Linked DNA regions of Homo sapiens: regions 1, 3 and 4 are each linked to region 2. Evidence: chromatin contacts called from ENCODE Hi-C or POLR2A ChIA-PET data. All regions are on one chromosome and are shown on one strand. The core of a region is the stretch at or near the end of the contact, and the rest is flanking DNA. Distances in the headings are between cores, read along the strand shown.

Region 1 (2,724 bases), core at 105-2,604, 41 kb after region 2:
AATGTTTCTAATTTAATTAGTCTGGAGTGAGGTGTGGGCATCAGTATTTTTTTAAAACGCCCTGGCCAGGCATGGTGGCTCATGCCTGTAATCCCAACACCTTGGGAGACTGAGGTGGGTGGATCACTTGAGGCCAGGAGTTTGAGATCAGCCTGGGCAACATGGTGAAACCCCATCTCTACTAAAAATACAAAAATTAATTGAGTGTGGTGGTACAGACCTGTAGTCCCAGCTACTAGGGAGGCTGAGGTGGGATGATTGCCTGAGCCCGGGAAATTGAGGTTTCAGTGAGCTGTGATCATGCCACTGCACTCCAGCCTGGGCAACAGAATAAGACTCTCTCTCAAAAAAATAAAAAAAATAATTTTAAAAAACTCCCTGACTAATTCTAATGTGCAACCAGAGTTGAAAGCCACTGATTAAGATAGATATAGAAACAGATAACTTCAACATCTGTTTAAGATACTGTGTTGAGAATGGAAGCTGAAACAGAGGCAGATACATTATATTAGAATGTATTGTTCAGCTAGGTGGACATTTTACAAACATGACCTCTAATCTTCAATGTAATTCTCTCTGCTCAAAATCCTTATGATAGGCTAGGCTCAGTGGCTTACACCTGTAATCCTAGCACTTTGGGCAGTTAAGGTGGCAGGTGAGGGGAATCACTTGAAGTCAGGAGTTCAAAACCAGCCTGGCCAACACATCAAGGCCCCATTTCTACAAATAAATTTTTTTTTTAAGTTAGCCTGGTGCGGTTACACGCACCCATAGTCCCAGCTACTTAGAAGGCTGAGGCAGGAGGATTGGTTGATCCCGGGAGGCTGAGGCTGCAGTGAACTATGATGGCACCATGGCACTCCAGCGTGGGCAATGGAGCAAGATCCTGTCTCAAAAAGAAGAAAAAAATTCCTTATCCTCATTTTATAGATGAAAAAACCAATGCCCAGGGAGCTTATGTCATTTGCCTAAAGTTACACAGCTAGCAAGTGTTAGAGCCAAATTCAGACTTAGGACTGTCTGGCTCCAAACCCACAGACCAACCAAATAGTTGCTCTTTTTCCAAAGTAGACTGCACTCATACACTATTTTCCTAAAGAACATAAATGAAAGTTGTGCAAAGGTTGGTCTGCTGCATTTGTTTCATTCTTGATTACATTCTCTGTTCCTTAGTTGTGTCTCCTGACATTTCCTTTGCTCCTTCTCCAACATTCAAGCTCACATTCTTAGAGTTATGGGGGAGAAGAACATAGTGGCGAGGTATCTTAAGTTCAATTCTAGAGCAATTAGCTCATCATCTTGGCTCTTCATGCTATTACGCTATTTCCCCCGGAGCCGGGTATAATCGAAGTTCCTCCTACTTGTTGTGTAACTGACCTGCTAAGTCGAGCTGTGAGCCAAGTCTGTCTGGATCACGTAAGCTTGCAGAGAGAACTGAGCCAAGTACTTCCAAAACAAACCTCGTTAAACAAAAGCGGAGTGTGGTCGAGCCGGACACACAGGGTGGAGGGTTCAGAAGACCGTCTGCCAGTCTCGAAAGCAATGTGGGGTCTGTGACATTAAACGTCCAAGGGCAGTTGAGCTGGAGGGATGGATTCACCTTTACAGATGAATCTGGAAACCAGTGAGAATGATTCTGCATGATTAGGAATAATAACCTGGAAAATCATTGCCAAATTACTTCCTTTTAGTGAAATATCTTCGATTTTTCTGAAACCCTTAGTCAATCAAGACCCCAGCTCGTGCCTGTTCATCACGCTTAAAGAAAAATAAAAATGAGTCTGGCAGTAGTGACTAGAACTTCAGATGGTTAGGTCTCATTTAGTTTTGCAGGAGTGTGGAAAATTGAGTCAGAAATCTTAGTCTCTATTCATTTCCATCCTTCCCTTAACACAGTGAAAATCTTGGGCAAGCCCTTTACATTTTTTGTTTCTTAATTCTATCCTGTTTTATAAAGGAAAGCATCACATAAATTGCCTTCCTTGTACCTCCTAATAGGTCCCTAGAGATTATGATGAAAACTAGAAAGGTGCTCATATCTTGAGTTCTTCAAGAGAGAGGAACCAAGAGGCTCTATTGTGAATATCAAAACAGAATTTAATTTGCTTTCTCTCTACGTTCACCCTTTTTCTGAGAAGCCTGTTGGTGTATCTGAAGCCACATGTCTGACATGCACCACTGTGTCACAGCACTTAGCACAGTGCCTGTCAACAGGGAGGCACTCAGTAACTATCTGTGACTTCTGTGCCTGTTATTATCTGTCCTCATCTCACCCCCCAACTCTCCATCTCCCTATGCCACAACCAAACTGCTATTTCATAGATGGTAGGAAGAGCTTCAAGCTCCACTGGTTGAGGAGAAAAAAAAAATTGATTTAAGTCACAGAGCAGACACCAGAATAGAGAGATGCTGTGTGTGGATAAGACAGGAGCATCTGCATGTTGATACCCAGCTGCTCAACAGGCTGGTCTCCAACTGAGAGTTGGGCCAACGATGAGTGTCAGTAAATTGCCTCTGCACCTCTAGAGCCTGAAATTCCTGCTTTCCAAAAGTCAACAGGAGGGTAATTTGGTAGGCATCCAGACTCATCCTTTCCACAAAGTCTCTCTGCACCTCCCACCAGGGAAAATTTGGCTCCAGTCCTCCCCGCAGCCTCCAGTTCAGCTTCCAGCACAGTGGGCCAGCCGGGGCCGTCAGAAGCAGAACGGGGACTAAACGCTGCGG
Region 2 (2,700 bases), core at 129-2,628:
TTCATGCCCAAGGCAATCTGATTTGCAGTTCAACAAACAAAAAAATGGAATGAATTCCTCACACTTAGGAACAATCTTCCACTCATACAGTGAGGCCACGGAGACCCCAGAATAAGCAAGAGATGGCCCTGTCCTCGGGGAAGAGTATAATCAGAACCAGCTGCTCTGGACAAGACTTAGATTTGAACACTTGATTCTACATTGGCTAGTTTTCTTGATAGTTGATGTGAGCTGATTCTATCCCACAAAGGGTAGAAAGTGAGCCTTCTTCCAACACTCCACGCCCCATGCAAGAAAATGGTAGGCAAGCAAATAGTTCCAGATTACATGATTGAGGAGTCTAGGATTGCATGTTTGACTTTTTCCCCACATTCACTCACACACACACACGTGCACACACACACACATATGTGTGTGTGCACGCAGCCCACCAGTGATTTGAATTTCTAGGATATTGGAAGGGGGGTGCCATTTAAACATGAAATCTCATCTCTACTACTTTCTTGAAAAAGGGTATGTATAGCAAAACTCTGGTTAAAAGAGGAGAGTTTGGAGTCTGACTTCTTGGTTTAAGTCCCAGCTCTGGCAACAGCTAGGTGACCTTAACAGACCACTAATGTCTCATTGCCTCAACTTTCTCAACAACAACAACAAAAAGCAGGCCTTGGGGATGATTTAAAAAACAAGCAGTATACAATGCCTTTCTCCCAACAGGGTCAAGTTATTGTAAGGATCAAGTAAGTTAGTATTTGTGGAGCACTCCGAACAATTCCTAGCATATGGTAATCATGAAATAAGTGTTAGCTGTTCTTATTATTACTAATTCAGTGACCTTGGACAGACTGCTTACATTTCCTGAGCCTTGGTTTCCTCATCTGTAAGAGGAGAGCAATGCTCACCTCCATAAACTGGCTCTGAGAATTAAGTGTGAAAATATTGAGAAAGCTTTTCTAGAAAAGCTTCCCTTATCTTTGACCCAATGCCTGGACTTACGCTCCCCAAACAATACAACTACAACTTTCTCCTCTCCCTACTTCTTTAGCCATTTTGCAAGTCTATCATTCATGCTACTGTTGTAAGCTGGTTGTTTTTATTCCATAGAAAATGTTGGCCTCTGACAAATTCATCTTTAGAAAATTATAACCTAAATGACACTAGACAATTGCATAAGCCAAAGACTGTTCAAGTTCCCCAAGCCCACAGGCAGCTTTTCCACAGCCCATCCCTGCCCATTTTGGCAAACTGTGAACAGCAGAGAGAGGAATTGGCCTTCCCCAGGAAAATTTGGGGCCCCAGGCACATCATACCATGTAAAATCTGGTTAAGATAAATATCAAGAGCAGCCTTGAAAGCAAAAAGAAGTCACAGCAGGTCAGACAGCAGCCAGAGGGAGTTTGGGAAGGGGAGGAGGGCCTGAGTCACCAGCTCTGCCTGAGATGATCACTAGAATCGAGTTTCCAGGGAAAGGCAGGCTTCCTGAGCTGTGGATGCTAAGCCTGCCTGGTAGCTGCAGACCTAAGCCATGGGCTGGGCTAGGCTTTGAAGGCCCAGGACCCCCGATATGGGGCCCAGACTTGTTTCACTGGTTGCTTGTTCCCTAGAGATGCTGCTAAAGAGGCCACCAAGGGGAAAGTTACTTAACTAATTCAGGAAGGTGTGGTGGCCTCCAAGGGAGACGCTGAGGGCCTGCTTGGGGTGGGCTTGATAATAATGGAGAGTGGAGGCCAGGTGTGGTGGCTCATGCCTGTAATCCCAGCACTTTGGGAGACCAAGGCAGGCAGGCGATCCTTCTCTGTAAGGATCACCTGGGGTCAGGAGTGCAAGACCACCTGATTAACATGGTGAAACCCAGTCTCTACCAAAAATACAAAAATTAGCTGAGTGTGGTAGCACACACCTGTAGTCCCAGCTACTCAGAGGCTGAGGCAGGAGAATTGCTTGAACCTGGGAAGCAGAGGTTGCAGTAAGCCAAGATCACACCACTGCACTCCAGCCTGGGTGACAAAGCATGATTCTGTCTAAAAAAATTAAAAATTAAAACAAAAAAAAATGGGGACTGGAGTCAGACTCCAAGGGGGAGAGTTTGAAGGCACTGCAATCGGCTCTTCTACCAGAGGGACTGAATTGTTCTAGAGGCCACATAGACTTTCTAGAGCTACAATGTTTCTAGCAAAGTCAGAGGTTTTTTGCAAGCTCCTCCTCTGTCCTCTACATGACTCCGCAGGACTTCTCTGTAGGACTAGGCTGAGAAGGCAAGTTCTCAGGTCCATATGGTGGAGGGAGACAGAGGCTACAATGCCACTGGTGGAACCCGGCGCTCTACAGCATAGATGGGGTAGAGAGAAGCATGTAGAGCCTTGAAAGGAGATATCAAGGCATTCAGGAAAGGAAAAAAGAGCAAGAATGCATTGAGTCATACCACTCTGAAATGTTTTGATGAGTCAAGCATCCTCTCATGATGTTATTAATGTCAAAGAAACAATTCCTTGGGTTTATATTGAGGTTGCACAAGTTAGCTCACAACCAATTCCTGACCACTGTGCTAAGAGCTGGGTGAAGATCAGTGAGTGTCACAAACAATATTATATTACTCTCAAGAGCTTCCTCCATAAGGCAACAAGAAGGATAATATTAAGCAATAGAGGAAGAGCTGACCTGCCTTTCTGTCCAATATTGGTTTAAGATGCCCACAATTTTTTA
Region 3 (2,710 bases), core at 157-2,656, 54 kb before region 2:
TGTTAGCAAGTGGGACCGGAGAGGGGAGATGTCAGCTTTTCTTGTGATCCTCGTTCTCATGGTGGTTCTAAATGACAAACCACAGCCCAAAGCCTAAAGCTTCTTTGATTTTTTTTTCTCTCAGAAGAACATTTAATGGGAGCAAAAACTTTCTTATCAGTGGCATATATAGTTCAAATGAAAGTCAACCTTTTATATAGACATAGCCACTTGTCCACACACCAGGTGACCATGGCAGAGGTGATCTTTGTTAGAACACTAACAACAGGCCAGAGGTGTTGAGAGGCAAGAGGCCCATGAAAGTCTGCACGGCCAACAGTGAGACCGAACTTGCCAGTTGCTTTTAAAAATCCCTAACTTCATCTACTATAGGACAGTGAGAAAAGGAGAGAACAATAACTTTTCTGGCTTATAGCAACTAGGAGTACAGAATCTGATATCTTTTTTTTTTTTCTTTTTTGAGATGGAGTCTTGCTCTGTTGCCCAGGCTGGAGTGCAGTGTTGGCACAATCTCGGCTCACTGCATCCTCCACCTCCTGGGTTCAAGCAATTCTCCTGCCTGAGCCTCTCCAGTAGTTGGGATTACAGGCACACGCCACCACAGCCAGCTAATTTTTGTATTTTTAGTAGAGACGGGGTTTCACCATGTTGGCCAGGCTGGTCTTGAACTCCCAACCTCAAGTGATCCTCTTGCCTTGGCCTCCCAAAGTGCTGGGATTACAGGCATGAGCCACTGCGTGCAGCCCGGAATCTGAAATCTTCATGTGCATTTTATTTCTGTGCTTAGACTTGCTGTGTTCTTTCAAATCTGACGTCTTCCATTAGTGTATGGGAAACCTGGGTTTAGTACTTTAAATGTGATGTGCAGCTTTGCCACAATAAGTGTATGCAGGTGCAAGGAACATAAGGATTCCTCAGCATAGGATCGCTGGGCACTTCCTCATGTCCTCCTCCCACTGCAGACAAAGAGCCCTCAGCAGGCCGCCTGCAGGGTAATTGCAGGTACCTGCCTGAGGTTTCTTTCCAGCAAGCAAAACTTCAGATACACAATTACGTGATTAATGAAAGTCTCTCCAGCTGTGGTTACCGAAGCTAGGGAAGGCCTTTATTTCTTGCTTTTTTTTTTTTTCTTTACCATTATTCATCTGGGTTTAACTTGAAAATGTATCCTGGTGAAATACTGTGAAGTGCAAAGGTTTGCTTCACATGTGTGGATCGTGTTCCCCCGAGCCCCCTTCCTTGTAGAGAAACAGTCCCTCCGCTGTTGCTGTTTGCTTGAAAAACTCAACCTCTTCAGCCTGTCTGGGCTCTTCCTGCATATTCCGCTATTTATTTTTGGCTTCCCCTGAAATGACGTCAGTGAGGAAACTTGTGAGCAGAGGAGCTATGGATTCCATCACAGGCATTTGGTGGATTGCAGTGTTGCTGGCTTCAGGCTCGCATGCATTCTTCAACAGCCAACATCTGCTTTGCTCTTTGCAAAGTGCTGAACACAAGAGTGCTGCGTGACTTGTGTCGGAGAAAAGAAACAGGCATTTCCGACGTGCGGTGACCGGCACTCCTATAGCGCACCTCAGTCTCCCTCATCAAGACCACCTGGGAATAAAGTTTGCTCCCAGAATGTGTCTTCTTGGTCTGGAGCAGTTTCTTCAAGTGTGGCTCTCGTTTATCCTCCATCTCAGTCCTGAAAATAAGTAGCCACTGAAGGGAGGTAGAGAGCCTGGAGATTGGAGGGGGCTGGAGACCCCAAGAGATGTAAAGGATATTGTGAATTCATTTGTCTACAAGCTCTGCAGAATTATTGCTCTGAGCAGCTGACCCTTTCCATGTGAAACAGCTGCACCCAGTCCCAAAACCATGAATGGCCACCTTCCAAGGCCTGGCTCCCCCGTTCCTGCTGTGCTTGACACTGGTAGCGTCCCTCCTACCGAGGCAGCTAAAGAAAGACAGTTTCTTTTGGCACTCTATCCATCTGGAGTATTCTGAAGCTTTCATTTCATTAGAGGAAACTTCTCCTCAAAACCTCTCAGTCTCTGACCTAGTGGCAAGGAGGCCTCATGCCCTCTCACCTTGGCCCCATTTCAAAGCACATTCCCAGAATGGAGAGCTGGGAACAAGGGCACAGAAAGGGGTGGAGAGGAGGTGAAGCAAAGGCCTGCTTTGGTCCTGGTGTCCTTCATGTTGGTATGCAAGGCAGTCCGTCTCTGTGGTGGGGAAAAAAAATGAAGAGGTCAGGTTTTAGAAGGAATTTGCCAGAGATGATTGGTAAGAGCAATAAATATTTCCCCTGCCAGACCCTTGTCTTTTTTTCAGAGAAGTCAAGATTTCTCAGGAGGACCATGTAAAGCAAAGAACAAAGATTTTTTTCTTAAATAAGAATTCTGAAAAGTTTAAAACAATGTTTCCCTAGCAGAGGTGGTTTGAGATGCAGATGTTGGCTTCTTGTGGCAGACTTTTCCTCATTTTATCTGTCCTACCCCTCTGGGGGTAGGGGTGATTCTTTTCATCCCGAATTAGAATTTCCAACACTGCACACTTAACTAGCCTGGCAGCCAACGTGGAAAACTCCCCAAGGCCTTTGAAGCAGCTCCTCTGCTCCATGGCTTACTCACAGCAGGCTGCGTGTTGGCTCCTGGGAGAAGGAACCAGAATCTGGAGGCTCACTTGGCATCACCTCTCCTTTGCAATGAAAAAACCAGAGACCAGACAA
Region 4 (2,700 bases), core at 166-2,665, 34 kb before region 2:
AAGAGAGGTGCCAAGTCACATCCCCACAGCATGTGCCAGGCATCTTAGGAGTTCCTGCAAGGCTAATACCATGGGGTGTGTGCAGGCCACTGGCATCTTCCACTATTCTCCCACCAGGACCGAAACATAGAAAAGAGGCTGCTGTGCAGGCCGACTGCCTCCCTGTGTTATTCAGAATGGTGAAAACTATATTGAGTTACAAAACGCAAAATGTGCATGTATGCTGTGAAACTGCAAATGTCTTCTCTCACGTTTGGAGGACGGTGGAGGAACCAGCTAAGCACCTGCCCCTCCAGACCTTTCTTTTTTTTTTTTTTAATTGACAAGTAAAAACTGCATGTATTTATAATGCATAACATGATGTTTATATATATATGTGTGTGTGTGTATATATATATATATATACACACACACACATATACATACGTACACACGTTTTGGAACAACTAAATCCAGCTATTTAACATATGCATTAGCTCACATACTTATCTTTTTTTGTGGCCAGAACACTTAAACACTACTCTCGTCACAATTTTCAAGTACACAATAAATTGTTATTAACTCTAGTCATCATGAGGTACAATAGATTTCTTGAACTTATTCCTCCCATCTCACACAAGTTTCATGTCCTTTCCACCCCACTGATGTTTGATTTCATGGCTTCACAAAGATGCCAATGCACAGGCCAAACTGATGCTTTTCCACATTTTCCAGCACATAGGCCATCAGTGTGGCAAAGGGGTTGGTCCTGCTTGATCTCACTCTTCTGCCCTGGGCACTAAGGTGGACCCTGTGCCTCTGAGCCCCTGGTGTCTGCTTGAGCTGTGCAGATATGTTTCCTGGGCAGAGCCAAGGAATGGTGACTGCCCCCATCAGAGTTCATCCTGACCTCCCCTTGTCTCCCACAGCCCCACCCACCTTCTCCCTCCTCCTTCAGGCGAAAACTCACTAAGCATAGCTGCCACACGGTTCCTCCATACTCCAGTCCCCCAGACAGACCCAGACGTGTTAAGAATTCCTGCTGTAAGTCTGCTGGAATTTAAATTCCTTAAGAGAAAGGAGGACTTTGGCTATCTCCCAGCCTCTGTTATCTCCTGCACTTAGCAACATGCCTGATATTTAATTGGTGCTCAGTAAATATTTGTTGAATGGATAAATAAAGCTCTGTGCTTCCATTATGGGCAAACAAGGAAGTTTTTTTTTTTTTTTAAGTGTTCTCATATACAACATAAATTTAAATATATTTATATTAATTTAGACAACAGCATACAACCACCACCACCACTCACACATGCACATACAGGATCCATATGACAAACAACACACGAAAATAGAAGTCACACCTTTTTAAAGGGACCTTTTTGAATAGAGTTGTGGTTCCCACATAGTTTTCCTCTGATTCACCACCATAACCTTCCTCTCTGTAACCATCATCATTTTTCAAGAGCTAGGTGCAAACCAGGAAATGGTTTGACAAGTCCTTGGTAGATTTGGTGTTGGGTAACTGCATTGCTACTTCAGCACACTGTGCAGGAGGAAGTTTAACAAACAATCTGGCTCTCTGGATGTGGTGTTGGCATCCTGGTTTAAAAGTGATTTGGAAGCTGAGCTCAGCCATTTGCTCAGCACCTCCAAGAGAATGCTGGGGACTGGTTTGCTCATGACGCTGCCTTCTTTCTTATTGTTTCACAATGCAGGATCTGTGTCTCCAGCTGCCCCCCTGGCCACTACCACGCCGACAAGAAGCGCTGCAGGAAGTGTGCCCCCAACTGTGAGTCCTGCTTTGGGAGCCATGGTGACCAATGCATGTCCTGCAAATATGGATACTTTCTGAATGAAGAAACCAACAGCTGTGTTACTCACTGCCCTGATGGGTCATATCAGGATACCAGTAAGCTCACTTCAAATACTTGGGTTTTAGAGAAGAAATGTGGTGTTTTCATTTGAGTGACCTCAGGAGGGATAGCCTCTTTGTGAAATCTGGAATTGTGCTTCATATCAAACAGGATCTAGTTCATTCATTTTAAGAGAACCCTTTAGAAGCTTCATGTAAAAATGCTTATAACTTTGTCAGAGTATCCTCAAGACCACCCCCAGATTCAGTGATTTGCTGGGAGTATTCACAAGGCCTGGGGTATAGTCGTGCTCATGAACTCACAGATAGGAGATATTACAGCAACAAATCATCAAAGGGAAAAGGCATATGGAACAAGGTTCAGCCACACAGGGCATATTCACTTCCCCGTGCAACAATGCGTGACGACGTGCATGAAATGTTGTCTACCAGGGAACCTCATTAGAGACTCAGGGCCCAGGGTTGTCACTGGGGGCTGGTCAGACCTGACACATACCAAAATTCCAGAGTCTTCAAAGGAAAATAGGTGTTCACCATAAACCATATTGTTTATACAAACAGTTTAGACAAAGTGAGCCACTCTTTTCAGGGTAGTGGGAACCCTCCCAAAATTCAAGTTCCCAGATGTGCCAGCCATGGGCCAACCTTACAAGCAGATTTGCTAAGGACAACATTCAGGCTGCTCTTTTCTGCATACTGACCAAATAGACACCAGGCCTGTATGATATCAAAATATACTTTTTAAAAAGTTCAAAAAATATGACTGTCTTTTAAGAGTAGAATGAACATTTGTCAATGACTTATTTAACCCACTAATGAGGGAACTTGCAAGGTGACAAATAGGG

Evidence for each region. Hi-C counts contacts between places; a loop is a spot of excess contacts on that map. ChIA-PET counts read pairs that join two places held with the same protein, here RNA polymerase II (POLR2A). Pooled maps may share reads with other maps.
Region 1: a loop to region 2 is called in a map of IMR-90, with 2.9 times the contacts of the local background. The contact joins two enhancer-like sites. A Hi-C loop is called at or near these places in 4 of 168 maps with a recorded cell type or tissue (GM23248, IMR-90, dorsolateral prefrontal cortex and 1 more) and 2 of 50 pooled maps. POLR2A ChIA-PET finds 5 or more read pairs at or near these places in 3 of 52 experiments (AG04450, IMR-90 and RWPE1).
Region 3: POLR2A ChIA-PET joins it to region 2 with 30 read pairs in activated naive CD4-positive, alpha-beta T cell. The contact joins two enhancer-like sites. A Hi-C loop is called at or near these places in 1 of 168 maps with a recorded cell type or tissue (CD8-positive, alpha-beta T cell). POLR2A ChIA-PET finds 5 or more read pairs at or near these places in 4 of 52 experiments (AG04450, IMR-90, activated CD4-positive, alpha-beta T cell and 1 more).
Region 4: a loop to region 2 is called in a map of PC-9, with 7 times the contacts of the local background. The contact joins two enhancer-like sites. A Hi-C loop is called at or near these places in 3 of 168 maps with a recorded cell type or tissue (IMR-90, PC-9 and mammary epithelial cell) and 2 of 50 pooled maps. POLR2A ChIA-PET finds 5 or more read pairs at or near these places in 4 of 52 experiments (AG04450, PC-9, activated CD4-positive, alpha-beta T cell and 1 more).

The regions. Positions count from the first base shown.
Region 1 is chr9:76,254,942-76,257,665 of GRCh38, forward strand. The region is part of intron 24 of PCSK5 (proprotein convertase subtilisin/kexin type 5); the gene reads left to right. Among named protein-coding and RNA genes, the nearest start is that of RFK, 140 kb to the right of the region's middle. Within about 2 kb of position 1,355, at least 8 of the 41 ENCODE cell types and tissues checked have a DNase peak (open chromatin) inside an H3K27ac peak, as active enhancers do.
Region 2 is chr9:76,213,918-76,216,617 of GRCh38, forward strand. The region is part of intron 20 of PCSK5 (proprotein convertase subtilisin/kexin type 5); the gene reads left to right. Among named protein-coding and RNA genes, the nearest start is that of RFK, 180 kb to the right of the region's middle. Within about 2 kb of position 1,379, at least 2 of the 41 ENCODE cell types and tissues checked have a DNase peak (open chromatin) inside an H3K27ac peak, as active enhancers do; they include IMR-90 and PC-9, where a contact is called at or near this core.
Region 3 is chr9:76,160,329-76,163,038 of GRCh38, forward strand. All of the region lies in intron 12 of PCSK5 (proprotein convertase subtilisin/kexin type 5), which reads left to right. Among named protein-coding and RNA genes, the nearest start is that of RFK, 230 kb to the right of the region's middle. Within about 2 kb of position 1,407, at least 6 of the 41 ENCODE cell types and tissues checked have a DNase peak (open chromatin) inside an H3K27ac peak, as active enhancers do.
Region 4 is chr9:76,179,701-76,182,400 of GRCh38, forward strand. It overlaps PCSK5 (proprotein convertase subtilisin/kexin type 5), which reads left to right. Exons shown (of 38, transcript NM_001372043.1): 16 at 1,698-1,891. Among named protein-coding and RNA genes, the nearest start is that of RFK, 210 kb to the right of the region's middle. Within about 2 kb of position 1,416, at least 2 of the 41 ENCODE cell types and tissues checked have a DNase peak (open chromatin) inside an H3K27ac peak, as active enhancers do; they include IMR-90 and PC-9, where a contact is called at or near this core.